2 separate regions of the Homo sapiens genome follow, and region 2 is linked to region 1. A link is an interaction called in ENCODE POLR2A ChIA-PET data of the cell type or tissue named here. Cell type or tissue: PC-3. All regions are shown on one strand. Links, peaks and the distances in the headings refer to the core of each region. The heading gives the core; the rest is flanking DNA.

What was found. ChIA-PET counts read pairs that join two places held together with the same protein. Peaks named below come from ENCODE experiments on the same cell type or tissue, not always from the same donor. Only the 100,000 strongest peaks of a DNase experiment are listed, where the experiment ranks them.
Region 2: POLR2A ChIA-PET joins it to region 1 with 23 read pairs; 3 of 35 experiments call an interaction of 5 or more read pairs at or near these places.

Annotation. Positions count from the first base shown.
Region 1 is chr11:123,457,121-123,465,455 of GRCh38, forward strand. The region is part of intron 1 of GRAMD1B (GRAM domain containing 1B); the gene reads left to right. Among named protein-coding and RNA genes, the nearest start is that of GRAMD1B, 31 kb to the left of the region's middle. In PC-3, for the core only: no CTCF peak of the experiment used is centred there; no DNase peak of the experiment used is centred there; H3K27ac peaks cover 5,339 bases.
Region 2 is chr11:123,278,412-123,286,746 of GRCh38, forward strand. No RefSeq gene overlaps it. Among named protein-coding and RNA genes, the nearest start is that of LINC02727, 32 kb to the right of the region's middle. In PC-3, for the core only: no CTCF peak of the experiment used is centred there; no DNase peak of the experiment used is centred there; H3K27me3 peaks cover 2,863 bases.

The DNA of each region.
Region 1 (8,335 bases), core at 218-8,217:
GAAAGAAAGAAAGAAAGAATTAGAACAGTTTATCCCTCGAATCCCTTCCTGCTGTGAAGTATCGGCTCATGATTTTATTAATAAAATTAGAGATTGTTATAAAATGATAACCTGGAAAGAGAGTAACAGTTAAAGGACACACTTATCAAATGAGCATACAGGAAGTGAACCAGGAAGCCACATTTCTGTGTCTCTGTTAGCTGCCTCTAAACCACGTTTGTTCTTAGACTGCTATTCTTTCCCCACTGTCCAGCCAGCGTCAGCCTACCCTCGTGGTTTAGTTCACGTGTTTTAGAATAGCCAGCAACTCCCTTCTTTCTCAATCTTTGTGTCTTCCACTTAGCCTTCAAACAGGCTTAATGGAAGATTTCTTAGCTTAGCGTCATGGGACTTTTAAGGCTAGACAGGGCCTATGTGATTGTCTAGCACACTCTGTTCATTTTACAGATAAGCAAACTGAAGTTCAGAACAATGGGGCAACTTGCTCTGTGTTCTACGGAGTCCATGACAGAGTCAGTGCTGGACCCAGCCTTATGAGCCTGGCTCTGGTGCTATTGCTCCACTGTGCTCCGTGCTCTATTTTCCACATATTTTATTTTATGTATTTGTTTTTTGAGATGGGGTCTCACTCTATCGCCTGGGCTGGAGTGCGCTGGTGCAATCACGCTTACTGCAGCCACGACCTCCTGGGCTCAAGTGATCCTCCTACCTCAGCTTCTGAGTAGCTGAGACTACAGGCATGCACCACCGCACCTGGCTAATTTCTCCACTTTTTTGTAGAGACAGGGTCCTGCTATGTTATCCAAGGTGGTCTTGAACTCCTGGGCTCAAGGAATCCTCCTGCCTCGGCCTCCCAAAATGTTGGGATTACAGGCGTAAGCCACCATGCCTGGCTGCCACATATTTTAAATAGATGAGTACCACTTTATGCATGACTCCACGATAAGTGCGTATGTATGCTACACAGAACCTAGTTGGAGTTCTGAGAGAGAGAGAGAGGAGAGGGGAGGGGATTAGGGGAATTGGCTTACATGATTATGGAGGCTGAGAAGTCCCACAACACACCGGAGACCCTGGGATGCTGGTAGCGTGGCTCAGTCCAAGTCTGCAGGCCTCAGAACCAGAGAAGCTGATGTTGTAACTCTCGGTTTGAGGCCAAAGGCCTAGAACTCAGAGAGCCACTGAGGGACAGAGAGAGGAAGAATATAATCCAACTCTGGCAGTTCCATTCACATATTCACCTTTTCTCAGTTTTTGTTTTCCAGGCCCCCAGCAGAATGGATGGTGCCCACTCACAATGAGGGCGGATCTTCCGCACCTAGTCCACTCAGACTCACATGCTGATCTCTTCTGGCAACATCTTCACAGACACGCCCAAAAATAATGCTTTACCGGGTTCCTAGGTAGTCTTTAATCCAGTCAAACTGACACCTAAAATTAACCATCACAATTACCTTCTCACTAAAATCAATCTGAGAAGAAAATGGTCATAAAGAATTTGATGCAAATCCCTTTTTTGATTTATAGGATGAACAGTATCCTAGATAAGGAAACAGTGAAAGGCTGTTTTGTTTTTTTTTTTTTTTCCCCTCCTCTTCATACTCCCCAATGTGAGTAATGGGCAAAAAATTCCAGGAGAATGGGAGCATTCTGAGTGATAAGAACAAGTATCTCTCAACATGTAGAGTGTGTATACGGGTGGGTTATTTTCAAATTTCAAGTCTGCAAATGGGTAGTTCCAGGTATGGCTTGGTGATTGAAGTGGAGGTTCTTTTGGGGCTAGTCCTTTGTGCTCCTGTAATTTCCCCCCAACTCTGAGTCTGAGCTCAGTGAGAACAATCACTTTAATGCTTAATGCACACCGTAATACACAGCGGAGTTAACAGAATATTCAGACAATCACAGACACAATGGCCTTCCTAGCCATGAGTTTGGAAAAGTGTTTCTAGGAGCTTGTTGTAGCAGAGGCTGTGTAGATGACAAAGAACATGCACTGCATTGTAGATGGGTTATAGTTATGGTGACCAGCCCTTGGAGTTAGGGCAGATTGGGGTATTTGATTGCAAAGAAATAAGACACTTCTATATATTTTTTTTTAATTTGCTGATCATGGGAAAATCTTCATGAACCCTTATCTTCTTTTTTTTTTTTTGAGATGGAGTTTTGCTTTTGTCACCCAGGCGAGAGTGCAGTGGCATGATCTGGGCTCACTGCAACCTCCATCTCCTGGGTTCAAGCAATTCTCCTGCCTCAGCCTCCAGAGTAGCTGGGATTACAGGTGTGAGCCACCATACCTGGCTAATTTTCTATTTTTAATAGAGGTGGGGTTTTGCCATGTTGTCTAGGCTGGTCTCCAACTCCCGACTTCAGATGATCCACCCACCTCGGCCTCCCAAATTGTTGAGATTACAGGCATGCACCACTGTGGTCGGCCATATTCATGATTTAAAGGAATTGAAGATAAAAGAATTGAGTTTGATAAAAAAGAGAGAGAAGAATATTATTTTCTTCAAATACTGACTTTTAAGTGAGATAGTGTGCAAAAAATCCATATACTAGGTACTCAAATACCTGTTAGTTGACCCTTCCCCTATGATGTGAACTGGTTATTCACAACTATCTTTATACTTTAAGTCCTGTTCCTAAACACACACTGAGGTTCTGGAGGGCAGGGCTGGGTCTTAGGTAAATTTGTTCTGCTACCTTCTCACTGGACACCTGGCTCACCCAAAGCTTGCCTCTCATCTGTTTTCTGTGTACAGATTGCCATTCAAAAAGTGTTTTCTGAGTGAATGAATTATTTACTTTATGGAGCATCAACATCCTTTTTATGTTCTTGTCCATTTTTATGTCCTTGTCCTCACCCTTGTCCCTTCAAGTTCAGTGGGTCCCAGAACTGAACTTGAAGAGAGTTAATTGGATATAGGCCAGGAGTGTGATTGGACATACGTGTGTGTGTGTTTCATTAAAATTCTCAAACTAAAAATAAATGGTTTGTGGATTAGTCAACTTCTGTTTTCTTCTGCTCGATATCCTGAATTATCCAGTACCTGTTGCCTCCATGCTACTGAAAAGTGACCATGTGTGGTATGACAAGCTTATCAGAAGGCTGTCAAAGTGCTTGGCAGAGAAGACATGGAGTTTAATCCTGAGTGGAAAATGGCATTGTGGAAACAGATGAATTATAGTAGATGAATATAGTAGAAAATATAGTAGATGAATTAAAGTACATGAATTATCTACTTTGTGGACCATCAAAATCCTTTTTATGTTCTTGTCCAAGTTCAGTGGGTTCCGGGACTGAACTTGAAGAGGGTTAATTGGATATAGGCCAGGAGCGTGATTGGGCAGATTTGTGGCAATTACACCTAGACACCGTGACTCCAGCCCCAGTCAATGCGGGGATTTCTCCCCAGGCCCCCCAGGGCACTCTGTGAGTGTTAATGACCAGAGTTTTTGGTTAGGACTGTTTTTATGTCTTCCAATTGGAAAAAACAAGATAATGCTTTTACCATAAGCCAGTTTTTCCCGGGGCTAAGGGCAAATGAAATTGGATGGTGGTTGGGTCAGCAGGATTTGGGGGGCGGACAGGAGTGGGGCAGGGAAGGGGAGGCAGGAAGCTGAAAGGATTCTTTCTGGAAAACAGCACAGCTTGCGGGCTGCTTGTCCTTGAGCTCCGAGGTCACTAGAGCGGTTGGTCTTTGATAGGGTTTCTGCATGAATCCCCTGCTCCTACGTTTCCTTTGTCCCTTTAGGACCCAAGAATCCATCTGCCTTCCCAGGTGCATCAGCTTCTCCTTTCCTTGGGCGCCTCTTTCCTGGGCCGTCCAGGAAGAACACAAGGCTCTCTGTGTCTTTCCCACCTCGTGACCTTTTGGAATTCACATATTTTTGGCTTTTTAAGAGGTTTGGCTTGTGTTGACTAGAGGGAAACAGGTGATAGCAAAATTAATAGCCAGTTGGGAAGCCATAGTCATAAAAAATGTCTTAAAAACATATTGAGTCTTAATTGAGTTTGGTCTTCAATCAGATGTGAATGGACCAGTGCTCCTGTTGCCTGGGCTGCTTCTAAAATGTTCTTGTCAGTTCAGTCGTCTTTCTGGGGAATCAGCTGCCCCGACTGACTCCAGGTTGGCTCCTAAATCAAGCTATGTTGACTTCAGCTGGCAGAAAAGCCAAGCTGGCACTGCTACCAGGACTGTTTCCTAAGAGTCCCCCAGGGCACCAGCATTTCTGTCTGCAGCTGGCCGAGCCCTTGTGATTCCTGTCCTTGTGGCTAAATGAGGTGGTGCTGGCCTCTCTGGTTCCCAAAGACTCCCCCTTGGGCTGCAGGCCAAACGTCACTGGCCTCCTAGAAGTCTCTCCAGCCCTGGCTCTAGCTCTGGGAAGTCCTGGCCTATGCCTTGGCACACTGCTCTGTCTTTTTTGGATTGTCTATGGTTTCTTCCCCAGCTGGTTGTTGAGACAGCTCTACTTTTTGTTGTTGTTGTTGTTTTGTTTTGAGACAGAGTTTCGTTCTTGTTGCCCAGGCTGCAGTGCAATGGCGTGATCTCGGCTCACTGCAACCTCTGCCTCCTGGGTTCAAGTGATTCTTCTGCCTTAGCCTCCCGAGTAGCTGGGATTACAGGTGTCCACCACCACACTCGGCTAATTTTTGTATTTTTAGTAGAGACGGGGGTTTCACCATGTTGGCCAGGCTGGTCTCAAACTCCTGACCTCATGCGATACCCCCGCCTCAGCCTCCCAAAGTGCTGGGATTACAGGCATGAGCCACTGCGCCCGGCCAAGATAGCTCTACTTTCAAGTGCAGGTTTTTTTTTTTTCTGGTATGGTCATTTGTTTATTTCTTTTTTTTTTTTTTTTTGAAATGGGATCTTGCTCTGTCGCCCAGGCTGGAGTGCAGTGGCACGGTCTTGGCTCACTGCAAGGTCCACCTCCTGGGTTCACGCCATTCTCCTGCCTCAGCCTCCCGAGTAGCTGGGACCACAGGCGCCCGCCACCATGCCTGGCCAATTTTTCTGTATTTTTAGTAGAGATGAGGTTTCACCATGTTAGCCAGGATGGTCTCGATCTCCTGACCTCGTGATCTGCCCGCCTTGGCCTCCCAAAGTGCTGGGATTACAGGTGTGAGCCACCGTGCCGGGCCAGTCATTTGTTTATTTCTATGGTTTCACCTGTGGCTTTGTGACCTCAGTGGCAGGTGCCATCCCCTGACAAACTGCCTCAAACTGGGCAGAGCAGACTCGTTACTTCTTGTTTCAAGGTTTTCACTTGCCTTGGACTTCCCAGATGCTCTTGCTTTCTAGCTGAGGGCTGCCACCTGCAAAGCAGAGACGGCTGACACTTGTGGCAGAGTGAACATTCAAGCTCAGCTCAGCCCCTGAGTCCCAGCCCAAGCTCAGAGTCCCTTCAGTCTCATCAGTGAGGTTATCCCTGCCACCCACCCCTTCTCCAAGTGAATGCTACGCTCCAGCACTGGAGTGTGCTTAAGGTGAAAGAATAAAGAATTCAGGGACAAAAAACCTTAAACTGAAATCCCTGTTTCTCAGATGCTTGAAGGCAGCATGCTCGTTAAGAGTCATCACCAATCCCTAATCTCAAGTAATCAGGGACACAAACACTGCGGAAGGCCGCAGGGTCCTCTGCCTAGGAAAACCAGAGACCTTTGTTCACTTGTTTATCTGCTGACCTTCCCTCCACTATTGTCCCATGACCCTGCCAAATCCCCCTCTGTGAGAAACACCCAAGAATTATCAATAAAAAAATAAATTAAAAAAAAAAAAAAAAAAAAAGAAATCCCTGTTTCTTAGCTTACCAGCACAGTTTGCTCATAGACGTGCCATGTATCCCTGTGAAGTCTTATTTTCTTCATCTTTATTATTTATTTATATTTATTTATTTATTTTAAGATGGAGTCTCACTTTGTCACCCAGGCTGGAGTGCGATGGCGCGATCTCGGCTCACCGCAACCCCTGCCTCCTAGGTTCAAGTGATTCTCATGCCTCAGCCTCCCGAGTAGCTGGAACTACAGGCATGGGCCACCACCACGCCTGACTAATTTTTTATATTTTCAGTAGAGTCGGGGTTTCACCACGTTGGCCAGGCTGGTCTCCAACTCCTGGCCCCAAGTGATCCACCCGCCTTGGCTTCCCAAATTGCTGGGATTACAGGCATGAGCCACCGTGCCCAGCCTATTTTCTTCATCTTTAAAATGGGGATCAGAGTGTATACACTTCTTATTTACCTGATGAGGGTAAAAAGTTGGAAGCATATACATGGGAGCACTTTGTAGATGGGGAAGAAGTGTTTTAATGGGAAGGTTTATTCCTAGTATTAAATACAACATATTAGTATGCAGTATCTTGAATGAATTGAAAAAAGCAGCCAGAGTTTGCACTAAAGGAGGTGTTCTCTGATGTAGCCAACAGGTTCTCTCCACCACACGGGCAGAGCTACCGTCTCACTGGTAATAACTGTGCCAACTTGGATTTGTCATTAGTCCTATGGCTCAAAGGAGACAGAGCTCTGGGTCAGCAGAGAAAAAAGTCAATGAGTTAATATTTGAATGCACCAAGGGAAGGGACAGGCCTCTGTGTGACACAGCGCCCAATAGGCCAGGGTGGAAGATATGGATCATATAGAAGGGAAATGAAGAGAAAGTGGAGAGCACAACATGCACGAAGTTGCAGGAATGAATGTGCATGGGAGATTTGGGGAGCACGAGCCCCAGAAAGGAAAACTGTGTAAAGGCCTCAGGAAGAGCTTTCTGCTGGGGAAGTCAGTTTCATGTAGTAAGGCCTTGTGTGGCAGGCAGAAAACTTTGGACTGTATTCTATGACATTATAGGAAGACTTCAAGAGACTGTAACTTGGGAAGAGACTTGACTAGAGCTGTTTTAGAAGATAACAGGGGTGGGCCATGCCTGTAATCCCAGCACTTTGGGAGGCCAAGGTGGGAGGGTCGCTTGAGCCGAGGAGCTCAAGACCAGCCTGGGCAACAAAGGGAGACCCCATTTCTAAAAAAAAAAAAAAAATTTAGCTGGGTGTGGTGGTGCACACCTGTGGTCCCAGCTACTCGGCAGGCTGGGGTGGAAGGATTGCTTGAGCCTGGGAGTTGAAGACTGCAGTGAGCCATGTTCATGCCACTGCACCCCAGCCTGGGAGACAGAGCTAGCAAGACTTGGCCTCTAAAATAGTAATAATGATAATAATAATAATAACATCTAGGCACATTAGCATGCTGGGGCCAGCTGGCATCCACTTGTAGACGCCGATTGTGCATATCATTTCCCAATGCCAATTTCACCGATAGCAGAAATCAATCATGGTGGGAGTATACATGGCAGAAATTGGCAAATAATATAAATCAGCCCCCTCCACCAATCTAGTTGTTAAACATTTGTCAGCACAGATAAAGGACCGTTTCAATAGAGTGGGATGTCAGTAGTTTTCAAACCTGAGATGCCTGTTAAAACTCCTTCAGGCTCCAACCCAGGCCCCCTGAATCAGAATCCAGGATCAATGAGGGAATGGGAACCTTTTTCTTTTCTTAAAAAGTTTCCAGGTGATTCTTATGCAGCCAAGGTGGTACTGATATTTGGACTAGAGCAAGGATAATAGGAATAGAGAGGAGAGGATGGATATAAAAGATGTTTCAAAGGTGGGAGCTAATATAACTCAGTGATAGATCGAAGGTAGGGAGTGGAGGAGAGAGAACTGCTGGAACTATTTCTGTGTTTCCTTGTTTGTACAGCTAAGTGGAGGGATGGTGATGCAGGTGACTGAGCTAAGGAAGGCAGATGGAAGTTGTTGGGGAGAAGTGAGGGTGTGGGAGGCGGGAAGGGGTAGTTTTGGACAGGCTGTGCGATGAGCCTAGGGAGGTAGGGTTTTGGTGACATCCTGTAAACAGCTGGATATGGGGGACCGGAGCTTGGTGGAACACTAGGAGTTTTAGATACAGGTTTGGGAGTGAACATGTGGCTTTTTGTCCGAGCCATGGATATGGATGGCATTGCTGGAGGAGAATGTGTCATGTGAGAAGAGAAAGAGACTCTGGATGGAACTCTAGGGGCAACTTTTCAGAGGTTGGTAGGGGAAGAGAAGCCAAGTAGAGATCAAGCAAAGAGCGGTATGTATGTTGAAAGCCCAAGTCGATGGCTCCTTAGAGAGAGGAGTTCCTTTAGGTGTTTTCGCATTTCCAGAAGCCTAACAGAAACCACACGTACATTTTTCTGTAACAAGACAACCTAAAACATTCCTTTGTTTGGCTTGAATTCTATCAATCCAGTGTGGTAAGACATGTCCTTGGAGGCTGACCTGAAGCTCTGAATGGTAGT
Region 2 (8,335 bases), core at 130-8,129, 180 kb before region 1:
CAGAACCCAGCATCTGAGATGGATCCAAAGAGTTTGCTTTCCTCTTGGGAGCAGAGCCCCTCACCTTAATGACCATGTGCTTGTGATCTGATGACAACTGCATTGTTAGACAATGAATCATTTTTTAATGGTTTCTCAGATTTATCTGGGCAAGTTGGCAAGGAAAATGTAGAACTACAGATATTTTTTAAATTAAAAAATTATTTTTATTTTTATTTTGGTAGGGATAGGGTCTTGTTATATTGTCCAGCCTGGTCTCAAACTCCTAGCCTCCAGTGATCCTCTCACCTCAGCCTCCCAAAGTATTGGGATTATAGGCATCAGCCGCTACACCAAGCCAGAACTATAGGGTATAAATTTGATATAAATATAAAAATAGTTCTACTGACATTTAAATTATTCTCAATCTCCTATTAGGCTAGAGAAGGCTGTTGTCAAATTCAGAAAATTTCAAATGAGCATGGAGTCCCATGGCAGTACTTGAAATAATCATAAACCTTCAAATCATAATTTGCTTGAAATGTTTTGGTCAATCCCTCTTACGTAAAGTTTTCCTTGATCCCTGCCTTCACAGAGATCTGTCCTCAGATGCCTTGTCTTAGTAAACTTTTAATTAGTGTGTCTGTTGTTTTCCTAAATGGATTGAAAGGGCAGGAAGCATATATTATACTTATTTTATCTTTCTCCATGTATTTTGTTGAATGAATGAATGAATAATGAATTCAGATTGTGAAATGCCTTAACATTACAGTTGTATAATACTGCTCTGCTAATAGAATAGAAATGCTCCATTTTGATGATTTGGAATTTTCCTTGAGGTCATTGTTCATAAACTTACTAATAAATGTTAGAATCCCAGAAAGCTTACTTAAGAGGGACCTATTGAAGGTAATGGAAAATGCCATCATTCAAGAAGAAGGAAATAGGAACATAAATCTCATTTATTTATTTATTTTATTTTATTTTTATTTTATTTATTTATTTAATTTATTTATTTATTTATTTATTTATTTATTTATTTATTTATTTATTTATCTGAGACCGAGTCTCGCTCTGTCGCCCAGGCTCGGGTGCAGAGGGGTGATCTTGGCTCACTGCAAGCTCTGCCTCCCGGGTTCACAACATTCTTCTGCCTCAGCCTCCCGAGTAGCTGGGACTATAGGCGCCCGCCACCACACCCGGCTAATTTTTTTTTTTTTTTTTGTATTTTTAGTAAAGACGGGATTTCACCATGTTAGCCAGGATGGTCTCGATCTCCTGACCTCATGATCCATCCGCCTTGGTGTCCCAGTGTAGGGAAAAGAAAGAGAGATCAGACTGTTACTGTGTCTATGTAGAAAGGGAAGACATAAGAGACTCCATTTTGAAAAAGGCCTGTACTTTTAAACAATTGCTTTGCTGAGATGTTGTTAATTCGTAGCTTTGTCCCAGCCACTTTGACCCAACCTGGAGCTCACAAAAACATGTGTTGTATGAAATCAAGGTTTAAGAGATCTAGGGCTGTGCAGGACGTGCCTTGTTAACAAAAGCAGTATACTTGGTAAAAATCTTCGCCATTCTCTAGTCTCAATAAACCAGGGGCACGATGCACCGCGGAAATCCGCAGGGACCTCTGCCCTTGAAAACTGGGTATTGTCCAAGGTTTCTCCCCATATGATAGCCTGAAATATGGCCTCGTGGGATGAGAAAGACCTGACCGTCCCCCGGCCCGACACCCATAAAGGGTCTGTGCTGAGGTGGCTTAGTAAAAGAGGAAAGCCTCTTGCAGTTGAGATAAACACAGGCCACTGTCTCCTGCCTGTCCCTGGGAACTGAATGTCTCGGTTTAAAACCCGATTGTACATTTGTTCAATTCTGAGATGAGAGAAAAACCGCCCTGTGGTGGGAGGCGAGACATGTTTGCAGCAATGCTGCCTTGTTATTCTTTACTCCACTGAGGTGTTTGGGTGGAGAGAAACATAAATCTGGCTTACGTGCACGTCCAGTCGTAGTACCTTCCCTCGAACTTCATTATGACATAGATTCTGTTGCTCACATGTTTGTTGCTGACCTTCTCCTTATTATCACCCTGCTCTCCTACTACATTCCTTTTTGCTGAAATAATGAAGATAATAATCAATAAAAACTGAGAGAACTCAGAGACCGGTGCCAGTGCAGGTCCTTGGTATGCTGAGCGCCGTTCCCCTGGGCCCACTATTGTTTCTCTATACTTTGTCTCTGTGTCTTATTTCTTTTCTCAGTCTCTCGTCCCACCCGACTAGAAATACCCACATGTATGGAGGGGCAGGCCGCCCCTTCACCCAAAGTGCTGGGATTACAGGTATGAGCCACCGCGCCTGGCCAAATCTCATTTATTTTTATAATAATCTGTTCATCCATACGTTTTCTCACAGCATCATTTACTCAACCAATATTTACATAGCACCTATTATTATGCCATTGTGCCCTAGCATATAATAGGGTTGCAGAGATGAATGGGACATTAACTGTTAAAGTCTACAATCTCAGCCTTCTAGGAGATCAGACATGATAACAATTGATATGATACAATGAACATAAAAATACAGGTGGCATAAGAAAGATGTAAATATTTTCTCTAAGTGCAGAGGAAGAAAAGTTGACTCCCAACAGTGGGCATTGTGGTAGGGGGATCAGAAAAGCTTTATGAAAGAGCTGGCGTGAGTTAGAATGGCTATTATTAAAAAGTCAGGAAACAACAGATGCTGGCGAGGCTGTGGAGAAATAGGAACACTTTTACACTGTTGGTGGGAGTGTAAGTTAGTTCAACCATTGTTGAAGACTTCCTCAAGGATCTAGAACCAGAAATACCATTTGACCAGCAATCCCATTACTGGGTATATATCCAAAAGATTATAAATCATTCTACTATACAGACACATGCACATGTATGTTTACTGCAGCACTATTTACAATAGCAAAGACTTGGAACCAACCCAAATGCCCATCAATGATAGACTGGATAAAGAAAATGTGGCACGTATACACAATGGAATACTATACAGCCATAAAAAAGAATGAGTTCATGTCCTTTGCAGGGACATGGATGAAGCTGGAAGGCATCATTCTCAGAAAACTAACACAGGAACAGAAAACCAAACACAGCATCTTCTCACTCATAAGTGGGAGTTGAACCATGAGAACACATGGACACAGGGAGGGGAACATTAAACATCAGGGCCTGTCGGGGGGTAGGGGACAAGGGGAGGGAGAGCATTAGGACAAACACCTGATGCATGCAGGGCTTAAAACCTAGATGACGGGCTGATAGGGGCAGCAAACCACCACGGTACGTGTATACCTATATAACAAACCTGCACATTCTCCACATGTATCCCAAAACTTAAAGTTAAAAAAAGAAAGAAAAAAAAAGAAAGAGCTGGCATGGAAGAGGGCTTCTAGGCTGACACGTGGGTGAGCAGTACGTGGTAAGGGCTCCAGCCAAAGGAACGTTGTTCTCTAACAAAGCTCTAGCCAAAGTCCATGGGCTGAGACTGGAGTACGGTAGGTTTCCTGTTCCCTGAAGAAAACCTGAACATTGTGAAAAGACAAAGGGGCAGTAAATGCCACTGTGTGAGCAAAACTACACATGCCCTCTGCAGTGACATTTGAAAGGTGTCTTAAGAGGTCAGAACTATTGTGAATAACAAGAAGAACAACAACAAAAAAACCCAAACACAAAACAGTAAGAGACCTTTATAAGTCTAGCGCATTTTCCAATCTAAAGAATCTGAATGGCCCCAGGGATAGTCCCTGTGTTTATATCACTCAGCGCATCCTTACCAAGGGCCTCCAGCTGGGCAGGCACCATTGTAGAGGCTGCCCTACCGAGAGCAGGCACAGAGACCACCACAACCACACTGCTACCACCCCAGCAAGGCAAGGACAATCGACTTCATGAAGCTCGCTTTTGGCTTCTAGGATAGAGTTGGGGTCTTGGCAGAGAAGACAGACAGATGGTCAAGACAGAGAAGAATGTAGGGGCATAAAGAAGAGAAATAGAGAAAAGAATAGAGAAGGGAAGGACTTCCAGACATTCATCCATGTCGGACTTACTCCAGTTTGTCGAAAAGTAAACCACCAAGAAAAGGTCAGGAATCTTTAACAGAGGACTCGGGAGGCTACACAGGTTTCTGACTGTCTAATGGCAAGATGGCTTATTTTTTAGAATTGACACCTAAATCCTTTCCCAAATGTTGCAGGTAGACCGAGGAGACTCCACGTGAAAAGCACTAAGAGAGGATTCAGAGGAGTGTGGATGTCTGTGCAGAGTCTTGAAGAATGAGTTGAGGGCACGGGCTCATTCCAGGAAGCAAAGCTTCATAGCATGAGCAGTAATTGTGATTTAGTGATATGGTTCAAAGATTCTCTACAACAAATAACCCCATGCGGGAAAAAGCCTCATCTCCCAGCAACAACCAACCTTTGCAACTTAAGGGCAGTGCAGAGCCAAGCTGTAGCAGCACTATTTCATAATTCTTCCCCTTACTAGTAAGTAACGTTTATTTATCGCTCCCTCTCTCTTCAAACATTGTAGTCTTTCCCTTCCTGCCTGCAAATCTACAACTCCCCCTCCAAGGGAAGAATGGTGCTGTGGGATGGAGGAAAGAACTTCGGTTTTAAAATCAGACCGAAGTGTGTTTGCTGCTGGCCTTGCCTCCTATTCACTTGTAATCTTTCTCCCCAACCCCCCCCCCCCCACAAAAATGGAGTCTTGCTCTGTTGCCCAGGCTGGAGAGCTATGGCGTGATCTCGGCTCACCACAACCTCCAGCTCCTGGGTTCAAGCAATTCTCCTGCCCCAGACTCCCAAGTAGCTGGGATTACAGGCTTGCACCACCACGCCTGGCTAATTTTTGTATTTTTAGTAGAGACAGGGTTTCAGCATGTTGGCCAGGCTGGTCTCAAACTCCTGAACTTGTGATCCGCCCACCTTGGCGTCCCAAAATGCTGGGATTATAGATGTGAACCACCGTGCCTGGCCTTCACTTGTAATCTTAAGCAAGCTATTTCACTTCTGTGGGTCTCCGTTTTCTTACCTGTGAATTGGGACTAATACAACTCCTTGGATTGCTGTAATAATAAAATGAGGTGGCGCATGAAAAAAAACAGCTCTTAAAAAAGGCATGCAATACATGTTAGTTTCTGAAGAGGATCAGGATATGCCACCCCCAAATATGCCACTTTTGGAGGGTTATTTTGAGCCAAAGGCAATTGAGGATCAACAGATGTAGCAAGAGTTTCCTGCCCTTCACTTATCCATCTAAAAGCAGGGCGTAAATTTATCTTTGAGAAGGTGGCATAAATTTCCCTAATGATGGTGTCCCCTTCTCCTGGCACCAGGAAGAGGAGAGTGACTCTTATCAGAGAGATGGAGAGTCGGCACTGAGAGAAGTCTGCATACAAAAACTTTACTAAAATAACTCTAATCTTCCATTAGTTCTCCCACATATTCTTAGTCACTTACTCCTGCTTTCACATCCCTTGAAACTCAAACTTCCTTTTCTTCGTTTAAAATGGTATGTAAGCCCCAGAATCTAACCACTCTTTCCCTCCCTCCCGCTTTCCTTTCTTTCTCTCTCTCCCTCTTTCTTTCCTTCTTTCTTTCTTTCTCTTTCTTTCTTTCTTTCTCTTTCTTTCTTTCCTTCCTTCCTTCCTTCTTACTTACTTTCTTTCTTTATCTTTCTCTCTCTCTTTCTCCTTCCTTCCTTCCTTCCTTCCTTCCTTCCTTCCTTCCTTCCTTCCTTCCTTCCTTCCTTCTCTCTCTCTCTCTTTCCTTTCCTCCTGGACTTGAACTCCTGGATTCAAGAGATCCTTCCACTTCAACCTACAAAGTAGCTGGGACTACAGGCACAAGCCATAGCGCCTGGCTTCTAACTACTTCTTTGAGCTTCATTTCTTTTCTAGTAACTCCCATTCATGTAAATATTAGTAAACATTGCGTGCTTTTTCTCCTGTTAATCTGTTGTTCAATTTGCAGGCCTCTAGTTACTGAACATAAGGGTAGAGGAAAAGTTTTTTCTCCCTGATGTTTCCATCCCTCCCACATTCCTGAAAAGAAATAAAAAGCAACCTGGGGCAAAAGGGAGCTATCTTTTGCAGTCTATCACAGAGAGATGCATCACAGTTACAGTTATTCTCCAGTGTCTTGGGGCTGGGGATGTTTCCTGATTGTGAAGGAAGGTTAAAAAAAAAAAAAAAAAGCCTGGAGCTCATTAGAGTAGGTTATCTTCTACACACACACAGAGGAAATACAGAGGAAATACAGGCATGACCCACTTCGAGCAATCCTACTAATGCAAGACTGAAATTTGCCAGAAACAAATTAACCAGCCATTAGTTTATCTTTTTAGCATTTCCTCACTTTTCTAAAAAGGATTAACAGGAATAGAAAGGCAACTCTTTGTCAGTATTTATACGTAGGTACTGAAGTTGAATGGTGACAGACACTTGGGGCTGAAGTAGAATTAAACTTCAATTAGAAATGAAGATGAGGCCGGGCGCGGTGGCTCACGCCTGTAATCCCAGCACTTTGGGAGGCCGAGGCGGGCGGATCACGAGGTCAGGAGATCGAGACCATCCCGGCTAAAACGGTGAAACCCCGTCTCTACTAAAAATACAAAAAATTAGCCGGGCGTAGTGGCGGGCGCCTGTAGTCCCAGCTACTTGGGAGGCTGAGGCAGGAGAATGGCGTGAACCCGGGAGGCGGAGCTTGCAGTGAGCCGAGATCCCGCCACTGCACTCCAGCCTGGGCGACAGAGCGAGACTCCGTCTCAAAAAAAAAAAAAGAAATGAAGATGAAACTGCTCTGAAATGATCAGTTGTCATTGGACTCCCAATCTGAAGTGTGAAAAATGCCATTCTGTTTACAGACATTGAATCAGCTTGCCTGCCTCCAACCCTACACACTCCTGCCGATCCCTCTTCCTCCCATGCCACCCTCTTCCTCTCCAGCTGAAAAATGCTCTTTTCAGATGGGATGTACTCCCCTCTCTCATCACAGCTAATCTAACAATATGGCAAATTACCAGTTTCCCAATTTAGCTCACACCACTCCTGCCAAAAACCTTCCTTCCTTTTCTCCATTTATCTATCATCAAAACCCTGGGTTCAACTTGCTCTTCCAGCCTCTGAATGGTATTTCCAGCAGGTGGTATCCCAAGTGAACTCCTTACTCAAATCCTTTAGAAGTGATTTCTTTCATGTTTGGGTTTGTACCTGATTTCCCCAACTAAATAATCAATTTCTAAAATTTAGAAATTTTGTCTATTATGGGCATGCACTTGCATCTTCAGTGAATTGCACGTTGTGTGTATAAAAGCATATTGTTGGCCAGGAGCAGAGGCTTATGCCTGTTATTTCAGCACTTTGGGAGGCCAAGGTGGAAGGACTGCTTGAGGCCAGGAGTTTGAGACCAGCCCTTGCAACACAGTGAGACCGCGTCTCTACAAAAACTAGAAAAATTAGCTGGGTGTGGCGGTGCACACCTGTAGTCCAGGTTCTTGGGAGGATCGCTTGAGCCCAGGAAGTTGAGGCTGCAGTGAGCTATGATAACACCACTGCACTCCAGCCTGGGTGACAGAGCGAGACCATGTTTCAGAGAAAAAAAAAAAAACTGTATCATTGATAATAAAAAGTAGATTTATGTGCAACTTTATAAGGATTTCATCTATTGTAAAAATAAAGGCTCATATGCACTGACATTTAATTCACCTGAAAACAGAAGAGAAAGGCCAGGATAAGAATATAATTGTGATGAAAATTTGAAGCTAAGAATCTGATCAGTGAGCAGGGGTTTTTTGAGGATCTATTACTACCATGTGCTTGTCAGTATTCTTTACCAGTAGCATAATATGTAGCGACCTCATAGCAACACTGCTTTAAATATAATCTTTTTCTGCAAAGGCTATACTTCCAGCCAGGGTGCTTGGCAAGATGTTTGCTGCCTGCTTTGCTGGCTAACCTAGGAACGAATTCTCTCTCTAACCTGAGTACCCTTCATTCCGTATCTTAGATTTTGGCTGACATCAGCATTATCTTTCTTGTCATCCTGATAGGGATGGGGAGAATTACATTTTTCTCTCTTTTGCAAGAAGAGTTGTTTCGTGTTTGGCATACCTGCTGAAAAATTTTGGCTTATTATTATCCCCTCTGCTTGCCACCCCCTCCTTTTCTAGTTTAGATATTTTTTAATCCCCGCAAGCTCAGCATTAAATCCAATATCCTGACAGCAGTAGGTCAGAGCTATAGCTGCTTTAAATGGGCTACCACGGCACAACCTCATAAGTACAGAACTAAGGTACACATGGGAAACTCAG